Linked DNA regions of Homo sapiens: region 2 is linked to region 1. Evidence: chromatin contacts called from ENCODE Hi-C or POLR2A ChIA-PET data. All regions are on one chromosome and are shown on one strand. The core of a region is the stretch at or near the end of the contact, and the rest is flanking DNA. Distances in the headings are between cores, read along the strand shown.

Region 1 (4,827 bases), core at 1,379-3,878:
TCACCATCGACGGAACTTTCTGCGATGATGGAAATGCATCTGCATTGCCCGACAGGGTGGTCAGTAGCTCAGTAGCTCAGTAATGGTGGTTACTGAGTGCTTAAAATGTGGCTGGTGCGATGGAGGAACTGAAGTTGTCATTCGAGTTAGTTTAAATGTAAATCAGCCACAGATGCTGGTGACTGTGGTACCGGGCAGTGCAAAGCCAGCTCTCTCCCACACCTGTCCACCTGAGTGAGACCTTTATCTCCCTCTGTCGCAGACCAGGAATGCCACCCATTTCCACCATCCCACTTACATAAGTGACAGCCACCCAGACCTCCAGGGTTCCACACATCACAAGGGGAACAGACACGCTTCGGCCTAGGACATCTCCCCCAGGGACTAAGGAAGGAGGAAAGGGGCCATACCCTATGCCTCTGTGTGCCCAGCGGGACTTGCCTGGAGGTGGGCTTCATTGAAAGTGGACACTAAAGGTATATTTCATTTGGGTTTTTAACTCAATACAGATTGGAAGCAACAAGCTCTGTCCCTTCAACGGAAATCAACTCACACCACGCCGTGGAAATCCACCAATCAACTGCTGCAAACTCTTCCTTACCTCTTAAGAAGAAGGCAGCAACACCCAAACCAGATGGGAAGCCATGGGAACTGGGTGCCAGAAGCATGAGACACCTGTCTCCATGACCCTGTGCCACAGGCGCCGAGATGGGCAGGAGGGAGGATTCTTGCCCCCCACCCATGAAACCACACAGACAGTGCCACTTCAGTGGCGCCAGCAGCCAGGGACGCCCCAACCTGCCCTCTCTAACGGCGGAGATTTTGGCTGCCACCCCCACAGCCCCACAACACCTTTCCTGGCCTGGTGCCCCTGAAAGCCAGGGCAGCAGAGGAGGAGGAAGAAATGATCCCATGTTGGGGGCCAGCAATGCTTCTGGGCTTGAGGAAGAGGGGTAGGGGCTTGGGTATTGGAGAAGAGGCAGCGCAGAGTTGGGTAAAGGGGGTGCCAGGGTGCAGGAAGGCCTCGTGTTTATGAGAACCAACACAGACCAATGGGGAGGGGCCGTCCAGAGCGTTTAGGGAGGTTGGGGAACCCACCCACCCACCCTGGGTTTCAACTGAGGCTCTAAGATCCTGGGGGAAAAAAACAGAAAATGAGGTGGAAGGAGGGAGAGGGTAGTGGCTGAAAGAGACATCAGGACTCATCAGGCTGATGGGCGTTAGATGAAGTGGGAGATCCTGAAGGCAAAGGTTGTACAGGAGACTGCAGGACTGTGACGTGACCAACCAGCCTGGGAGGGAGATCTGGACTGGGGTCAAGTGTGGGGAAGCCTAAATCAGGATCCCAGGGGCGGAGAGGGCCCAAGCTGAGGGGAACAGCAGGCCATCAGTGACTCAAAGGTCTGGGGAATCCAGGTCAGAGAAGAAACTGCTCCTGGTCCTGGTCTCAGAGCAGAGGGTCTGAAGGTGAAAGAGACAGCCCCGCCGGGTCCGAGGGAGAGTGACCAGGGCCTGAAACTAGAAGGGGGCTGAGGCGGCAGGGTGGGTCAAAGAAAGAAGTCTGAAAAAGCAAGTACAAAGAGAGGGGACACTCCAAACAGGCCTGAGTCCCTGCAGCAGAAGACCGAAGGCCAGGGTCCTAGGGAGTCAGAGGAGCTCAGGCCAGGGCTGGGGTTGGGAGAGAAAGGGATGCCCTGGCTGCAGCCGGGGCAGGATCAGACGGGAGAGAAGGCTCAGGTCCAGGTAGGGGATGGGTGGAGATAAAGCTTAGGCTGGGCCGGGGTTCAAGGAAGAGAGACGCCGCAGAGCAGGGTCCCAGGGGGCCGGGGACGCCTCATATCTGAGCTGAGGTTGAAGGGAAGACAGACAGCAGGTTGGGGACTCTGGGAGTTTGAGGCGACTCGGGGACAAGGGTCCAGACAGGAAAGGAGACAGTGACTGGCCCTGGACCTAGAGACGGAAAGGTCTACTGGGCAGATCCGAGGGGCCCCGGGAGGGGTCTGAACAGGGCCCAGATCCCAGGAAGTGCCTGGAAGGAGCTCTGGGCCAGGCTGAAGTCCCGAGAGCTGTCTTGAGGTCCCTAAGCCGGGCTGGGGTCCCCAGGGGCGTCCCAGGTGGATGCAGGTCGGACTGGCGTTCCGAGGGGTCTCCCGGGGGTCTCCGAGCCAGGCTGGGGGGTCACCAGGGGCGTCCCAAGGGGCTCCGGGCCCGGCCCGGGTCCCGAAGGGTGTCCGAGGCGCCCTGGCCGGGGTCGCGGATGGGGGAGGGGCGCCCCCGCCCCACATAAAGGCCCGAGGAGCGGCGGGCGCGCACAAAGCGGGCGGGCGGGCGCGGAGCGGGGAGGCCGGGACCGGGGAGGGCCGGGCGGGCCGGCGGGCGGGAGGGGGCCGGGCGGGCTGCGCAGGGGCGGCGCGGCCGCTCCTCACCTGATTGTCCATGGCTGGCGCCCCGCCCCGCCCCCGGGCCCCGCGTCGCTCGCCGCCGCCGCCGCCGCCGCCGCCGCTCAACGCCGCCCCGCCGCCCTCATTGTCTGTCAAGCGCCGCCGCCGCCGCCGCCGCCGCCGATCCCGGCCGCCCGCTCGCCCGCCAGCCCCGCGGAACCGGAAACCACCGCCAGCCCGGGTCGCGCACCGATCACGGGCCCCCGCCGCCGACTAGGGCCCGCCGCATCGACTGACAGCCACCTGGGCCAATCGACGGCGCGGACGGCCGCTTGTGGCGCGGGACTTCCTGCCTGGCGGGGGCCTGCCGGGCTGCGGCCGGAGGGACGAAGCCCGCAGCCAATGGGAGGCCGGGACCGGAGGGGCGGGAGGAGGGAGGGAGGGAGGCGCGAGGCGAGCCTGGCGGAGGGGAGCGCGAGGTGTGCGCCGCACGTGGAGGGGGGCGGGGGCGGGACGGGCGCGCGGCGCCTGCGCGCTGCGGCCCGCAGGGGGCGCTGCCTCGTGGCTGGAGCCTCCAGGGCGGGAGCGTCCCGGGGGCTGGAACTGAGGTTACGGGTTCGAGCCCTGTGGAGGGATCCCCCAGCCCCCCCGGTAGGGACACTTTTGTTTCCTGACCTCATGATGCTGCTATGTAATGGAACGAGCCCTGGGCTCTGGAACTGGAGATTAATTTTCTTTTCTTTTTTTTTTTTATGAGACACGTCTCGCTCTGTGGCCTAGGCTAGAGTGTACTAGCACGATCTCAGCTCACTGCAACCTCCACCTCCCAGGTTCAAGAGATTCTACTGCCTCAGCCTCCCGAGTAGCTGGGATTACAGGAGCTCGCCATTATGCCCAGCTAATTTTTGTATTTTTAGTAGAGACGGGGTTTTGCCATGTTGGCCAGGCTGGTCTCGAACTCCTGACCTCAAGTGATCCGCCTGCCTCAACCTCCCAAAGTGGAGATTAATTTTCTAATCTTGCATAATCCTTGGCAAACCTGGTCAGCCCCTTCTTCACCTTTCCCTGAGTCTCAGTTTGTGCATCTGTGAAATAGGTTGAAGAACAGTACTGTGTGATTCTTCATGCTAATTTGAATGATACAAATTTGAAATCGTGCTACATTCAAATGACCCAAGAGAGTCACATGTTTTCAGTTAGACACGAAGAATAAGTTCTGGCGATCCATCACACAGCAAGGTGACTACATAATAATGTAATTTTATATTTTAAAATTGCTAAAAGCGGCCAGATGCGGTGGCTCACGCCTGTAATCCCAACACTTTGGGAGGCTGAGGGGGGCGGATCACCTGAGGTCAGAAGTTCAAGACCAGCCTGGCCAACATGGTGAAATCCCATCTCTACTAAAAAAATACAAAAATTAGCCGGGCGTGGTGGTGTGTGCCTGTAATTCTAGCTACTCAGGAGGCTGAGGCAGGAGAATCGCCTGAACCAGGGAGGCAGAGGTTGCAGTGAGATGAGATCATGCCACTGCACTCCAGCCTGAGTGACAGAGCAAGACTCTGTCTCAAAAAAGAGAAAAAAAAGAAAAAAAATGCTAAAAGTGGATTTTGAATGTTCTCACCATAAATAATTGATAAGTATATGTGGTGATGGATATGTCAATTAGCCTGATTTGTTTATTCCATAATGTATACATGTACCAAAGCATCAAGGTGTACCCCATACATATATACAGTTATTATTTGTCAATAAAGATTTTTTTTTTGAGATGAGGTCTCTGCTGGAGTGCAGTGGCACAATCGTGGCGCACTGTAACCTAGACCTCCTGGGTTCAAACAATTCTCCCACCTCAGCCTCTCAAGCAACTAGGACTGACTGCAGGCTCATGTCACCACGCCCGGCTAGTTTGGTTATTTATTTATTTATAGAAAGAGCGATCTCACTATGTTGCCCAAGCTGGTCTCCAACTCCTGGCCTCAGGCAATCCTCCTGCCATGGCCTCCCAAAGTGCTAGGACTATAGGCATGAGCCACTGCGCCCTGAACAAAGATATAATTTTTAAAGAGAGAATCTCATGTTATCCACAAAATTTTAAATAATACCCATCTCTCAAAAAACTGTTTTGATTTATTGAGGATCACAAAATTTTACAATGACCTGTAAACTGTGTTTATGTGGGAAATAGGCATAACCCCATTTTTTCAGGACTTTATAAGCCACTTGTCTCTTGGACATTAGGACTTCTGCCTGTGATTTGGGGATCCTTGTGCAGTTATTTTAATTCCTTCTTGTCATTAAAAATCGGGTTGTCATTTACAAGAAAGAAACAAACCACCCCATTAAAAAGTGGGCAAAGGACATGAACAGACACTTCTCAAAAGAAGACATACATGCGGCCAATAAGCATATGAAAAACGCTCAACATCACTGATCATTAGAGAAA
Region 2 (4,827 bases), core at 1,005-3,504, 41 kb before region 1:
GCCCCAGGTCTTGGAGAGGTTCCTGTTGCCCACACAAACCAAACAGGGAAGGCAGCCACGACGAGGAGACCCGGCATGTTCACAACTGCAGAGAGGGGCAGCACCGAAAAGCAAGGAAGGCACCCCCTGCCGGCCAGGTAGAGGTCACGCCCCGAAGCACCCTGCGGCCAGCACCCTGGGATTGAGATTGGCTGCTGGAAGCGGCCAGTGAGTCACGGGCACTGGGAATGACTAAACGGCATGCCCTCTACACGAGACCTGGGCCTACAAAGCTTAGGAGCATCCCAGGGGGCTGCGGACCCCTTCCTGGCTACCCCTGGAAACCAGCCTCCTGGGAGATGTTGGGATAGCAGCTCCTTCATGCCCCTGAGGCCTGGCAGCAGGCTCCGTGAGCAATGGCAAAGTCAAAGGTGGCTGGCCAACCAGCCCAGGTGGGACACCCTTAGCGACTCCAGCCGGACTGTGCTGTGACCCACTAATGTCAGTAGCCTCCTAGAGTCACGTGTTCTTGGGCCGGGCCAGGTCGCGAGCAGCTCCCCACTCCCAGGCTGCTGGCCACGAGCCAGCGTCTCTCTGGCCTCGGGAAACTAAGATGCAGACGAACTGGCCAAACAGGTGCCTGTGCCAAAGGCTGCAGCATGCACCATCCCGTGCCCGGGGTGGGGAGTCCAGGCAGCGAGCCCGCCACGCCTGCTGGTGCTCCTTGGGATGAGGATCACAGGCGCCGAGTGGCCAGGCTGGCCTTGGCACGAGGCACAGCAAGGCAAAGGCCCTGTGGCCGGCGGGCCATGCGTGGAGCGCCTGCTGCTGCCACCACCTCTGAGAGGCCACACTCCCTCTGCCCCACACCCCACCTGGAGGACACCCAGCCTTCCCTCCCAATCCTGGATGTGAGGGGAGAGCAACCAGCCCTCCTGCAAGGTCTTCCCGCTCCTGCCGACCCTGGCTGTCTCCTGGCCATCTCTGCCCCGCCAAGCTTGTCCAGCGGCTGCTCAGCATTCCCCTCTGAGGCCCCAGGGTTCACAGACACATGCTGGGCTTAAAAAAACATTTTGGCCAGGCGCGGTGGCTCACGCCTGTAATCCCATCACTTTGGGAGGCCGAGGCAGGTGGATCACAAGGTCAGGAGATCGAGACCATCCTGGCTAACACAGTGAAACCCCATCTCTACTAAAAATACAAAAAAAAAAAAAAAAAATTAGCTGGGCGTGGTGGCGGACGCCTGTAGTCCCAGCTACTCGGGAGGCTGAGGCAGGAGAATGGCATGAACCCAGGAGGCGGAGCTTGCAATGATGGAGATTGAGCCACTCCAGCCTGGGCGACTAAGTGAGACTCTTGTCTCAAAAAAAAAAAAAAAAAAAGATGCTTAAGAGACGAAGCAATCAAGAGAAATGCTTGGGCCTGGCACAATGGCTCATGCCTGCAATCCCGGCACTTTGGGAGGCTGAAGTGGGAGGATCGCTTTGAGGTCGGAAGTTTGAGTCCAGCCTCATGCACACAGTGAGATCTCATCTCTACAAAAAAAATTTTTTTTAATTAGCTGAGTGTAGTAGTGCACCTGTAGCACCAGCTACTCAGGAGGCTGAGGCAGAAGGATCCCTTAAGCCCAGGAGTTCGAGGTTGCAATGAGCTATGATCAGGCCACTGCATGCAACCTAGGCAAGAGTGAGACCCTGACTTAAAGAGGGAAAGACAGAGAGAAGCTCCAACCTTACTTGAATCCTGACATGAACACGTTAATTTTAAAAGACGTATGTCCACACACACAGAGCTTCCCTCAGTTTTTGCAGGGAACTAGCTGCAGGCTCTAGAGAGCTGACTGTGTGTGTGAGAGATGATAGGGGAAACTGATGGTATTGGGCATGTGATAATGTTAAAGAATTACTAATTTACCAATTTCTAGCCAGAATGATATTGTGGTTAGGGTTTTTGTTTTAAGAATCTTATCTTACAGGCACAGCAGGAAATATTAGCAGATTAGTAGACGTGATGTCTAGGACCTGATTCAAAACAACCCTTGCGGGGAGAGAGGAGAAAGCACCCCATGCAGGCTGGCGGCTGTGGGAGCCGGAGGTGGGGGGCGGCTGCTCTGCCATTCTCTCTGCTTCTGTGTATGCTTTTTACGTCATCTATATTAGAAAGGAGAATTAAATAGATAAGCTTGGCTTGGCCCCCAGCCTGCCTCACAGCTCTCAATTTGAATTCAACACCACCTGTGTCCCTTCCACCCTGCCCCTGTCCTGGAGCTGGGAAGACAGTGGGGAACCAGGCAAGTCCCCGCCATGGAGCCCAGATGGAGCCCTCCGCCAGGGCCTTCTCCAGCCAGCAGCAAACACCTTCTCCGCCAGGGCCTTCTCCGGCCAGCAGCAAACGCCTTCTCCACCAGGGCCTTCTCCGGCCAGCAGCCAAACGCCTCCTCCGCCAGGGCCTTCTCCGGCCAGCAGCAAACGCCTTGCTCTGCTTCAGGCGGCTACCTTGGAACTAGGCAGCGAGCCCTGTGGGGCTGGGTGTGGGGCCACAGGCCTTACCCCGCCACGCCTTAGTCAGTCCACACCAACACTCCAGGAGGGCATCACTCTCTCACCAGCTGCTAGGAGAGGAAGCTCAGGTTTCGTGGCATCTGGCCATTTACCGAAGCCTCACAGAACCAGTAAGTGCCAAACCCACTAGTCCACACATGAAAAGCCTCTCGCGTCCACAGAGCCCTGCCCCTCCTCTGGACACAGCTGTAAGGCACTAGGCTCTCGCGTTCACCGGTCCACGGCATACTGGAATGGGGCTGACACACAGTCCGGCAAGAAAGCAAGGGAAGACAGAAATGTGGAAAAAAGACGCCCAAGAGGCAAACAACCTCATCCCTGAAATCCCACGTCCAGGATGCGATCCGACCGAAATACCCACAGAGTATAAACCAACGTACGAGGGGTCACCGAGGCACCCCTGCAGAGGGAGACCCGGAGATGCCAAATGTCCCCCCTAGTCAGATAAATGACAGCTGACACAAATGCCAGGGAACACGACATGGACCCTGGCCAGAACCAGGCACAGCGGCCTGTGCTGACGCCGGAGGGCCACGGGCAGGGAGTTCAGAGGTGTGAGTCACACTCACGCCCACACATGCACACACGCATGCGTACACACACCCACACTTACCCACATGCACACCTGTGTACTCACACATGCACATGCACACACCCACCCACACACCCATGTACACACACTCATACACGTCCATACTCATCCCTCACCTACCTGTGTACAAACACACACACAAACACACCCGTGTACACACACACCCCCACACTCATACACTCAGACTTACACACACACCTATGTACATATACACACCCACTCACATCCACACACCTGTACACATACACACTCACATGCACACTCAGACTCACGCACACAGAGAACTGTTTTGGCAGGACAAACATTGCTTATCATGGAGAGGATTTCAATTCCTTGTAATCTGCATATATCACCTTGGCTTTGTCATCAAAAGAAAAACTTTTTTTTTTTTAAGGCTTAGGTAAAACAGCACCATGTGGGCTGAAAACCTCTGACCAGGAGTCAGAGGACTCCTGGATGCTGAAGCGGCTCAGCACTGGCTCACTGTGTGACCCTGGACGGGCTGCTGCACCTCTCTGAGCCTCAGAGAGAGGCAGGAATCAAACAGGAAAGAGGCAGAAAGGCCACCGGTGCCTCTGGCTGGGAGGACAGTGTGGGCAGCATTAGCCCAGGCCCCTTCACGCCTGCCTGACCGCTCAGCCTGGGAGGCCAGGGAGACCCCAGAGGCCCCGCCCCCTCCCACACATGTGCTCAGGGCCTGCAGCCCCATGTGAAACAGCGAAAGCCAGCCACCTACAGGCCTGCCTGGAAGAGGCTGGCCCTGGTCAGGGGAGGCGGGGGAGTTTTCTTCTTGTACCCCTGAACTTCAAACTCCACTGTGGAGCACGCTGCCGCCACTGGAAGGAGCTCGACAGACACAGCAGGTGACGCAGAGGGCGGGCTCCAAGCGGAGCTGGCACCCGGCGCAGGTGACGTTGCCCATCTGTGCTCAGCGTCCTCACCTGTGAAGTGGGAAAGGCAGAACCCACCCCATATACAGGCACTCAAGTGCTACTCCTCATCACACGCTGGCCCAGAGACCCCCGGGATACACCGTTGGGAGAAGAAAGCAAACCACGAGACTGAGAGCACCACGGAACCCTACAGCTCTCAGATTCAAAAGCGCTGTGGGGGTGATGTCAGACGCACAGGGAGAGACTGGACCCCACACTCAGCTACGAACCTCCCGAGACAGCAGGAGAATTCAGGGGCAGAGGGAAGGAAAAGGGAGGAGCTCCAGTTCCTACCCTGCGTCCTTCTGTGCTTCGCATTTCCGATAACCAGAATCAATTCCTGCATCGATGAGCAATTAGAAACCAAAAGGAGGAGGCAGAAATGCAGACACCACATTTTAAAATGCTCTCCATGGAAACAGACGTTTTTAGACTTAAAGTTTGGCTTCTATTAACTGGAAGCCAAACTTAATGATTTCTCCTCAGTCTGACACCAGAAAAGGCAGAAAGCAGCCAGCAACGTAAACACCTGTAAAATGGCAGTTTGAAATCTGGACCATAACAAATGAAGACAGGAGGAGGTATCCCCAAGATGAGCCCATGAAAGTCACCGGCCCAATGCTGCCAGGCTGAGAGCAGCTGAGCTGAGACCTGCGAGTGGTCAGTCCCGGGGCCTCCTGCCTCCCTCATGCCCAGTATGAGGACAGCCTCTCTCTACCCTGAACTGAGGCCGCCGGAACCCACAGCTCCTAGACCCCCGCCC

The links. A loop is a pair of places that touch in the nucleus more often than their neighbours do. ChIA-PET counts read pairs that join two places held with the same protein, here RNA polymerase II (POLR2A). Pooled maps may share reads with other maps.
Region 2: a loop to region 1 is called in a map of endothelial cell of umbilical vein, with 5 times the contacts of the local background. The contact joins the enhancer-like site here to the promoter of MLLT1 in region 1. A Hi-C loop is called at or near these places in 68 of 168 maps with a recorded cell type or tissue (DLD1, GM11168, IMR-90 and 37 more), 9 of 37 single-sample maps with no recorded cell type and 36 of 50 pooled maps. POLR2A ChIA-PET finds 5 or more read pairs at or near these places in 10 of 52 experiments (AG04450, Caco-2, H1 and 7 more).

What each region holds. Positions count from the first base shown.
Region 1 is chr19:6,277,347-6,282,173 of GRCh38, forward strand. It overlaps MLLT1 (MLLT1 super elongation complex subunit), which reads right to left and starts at 2,629. Exons shown (of 12, transcript NM_005934.4): 1 at 2,427-2,629. The coding sequence starts at 2,438. RefSeq lists an enhancer at 1,717-1,796 and a silencer at 2,597-3,026.
Region 2 is chr19:6,236,422-6,241,248 of GRCh38, forward strand. All of the region lies in intron 3 of MLLT1 (MLLT1 super elongation complex subunit), which reads right to left. Among named protein-coding and RNA genes, the nearest start is that of MLLT1, 41 kb to the right of the region's middle. RefSeq lists an enhancer at 3,429-3,930. Within about 2 kb of position 2,255, at least 20 of the 41 ENCODE cell types and tissues checked have a DNase peak (open chromatin) inside an H3K27ac peak, as active enhancers do; they include adrenal gland, ascending aorta, endothelial cell of umbilical vein and 12 more, where a contact is called at or near this core.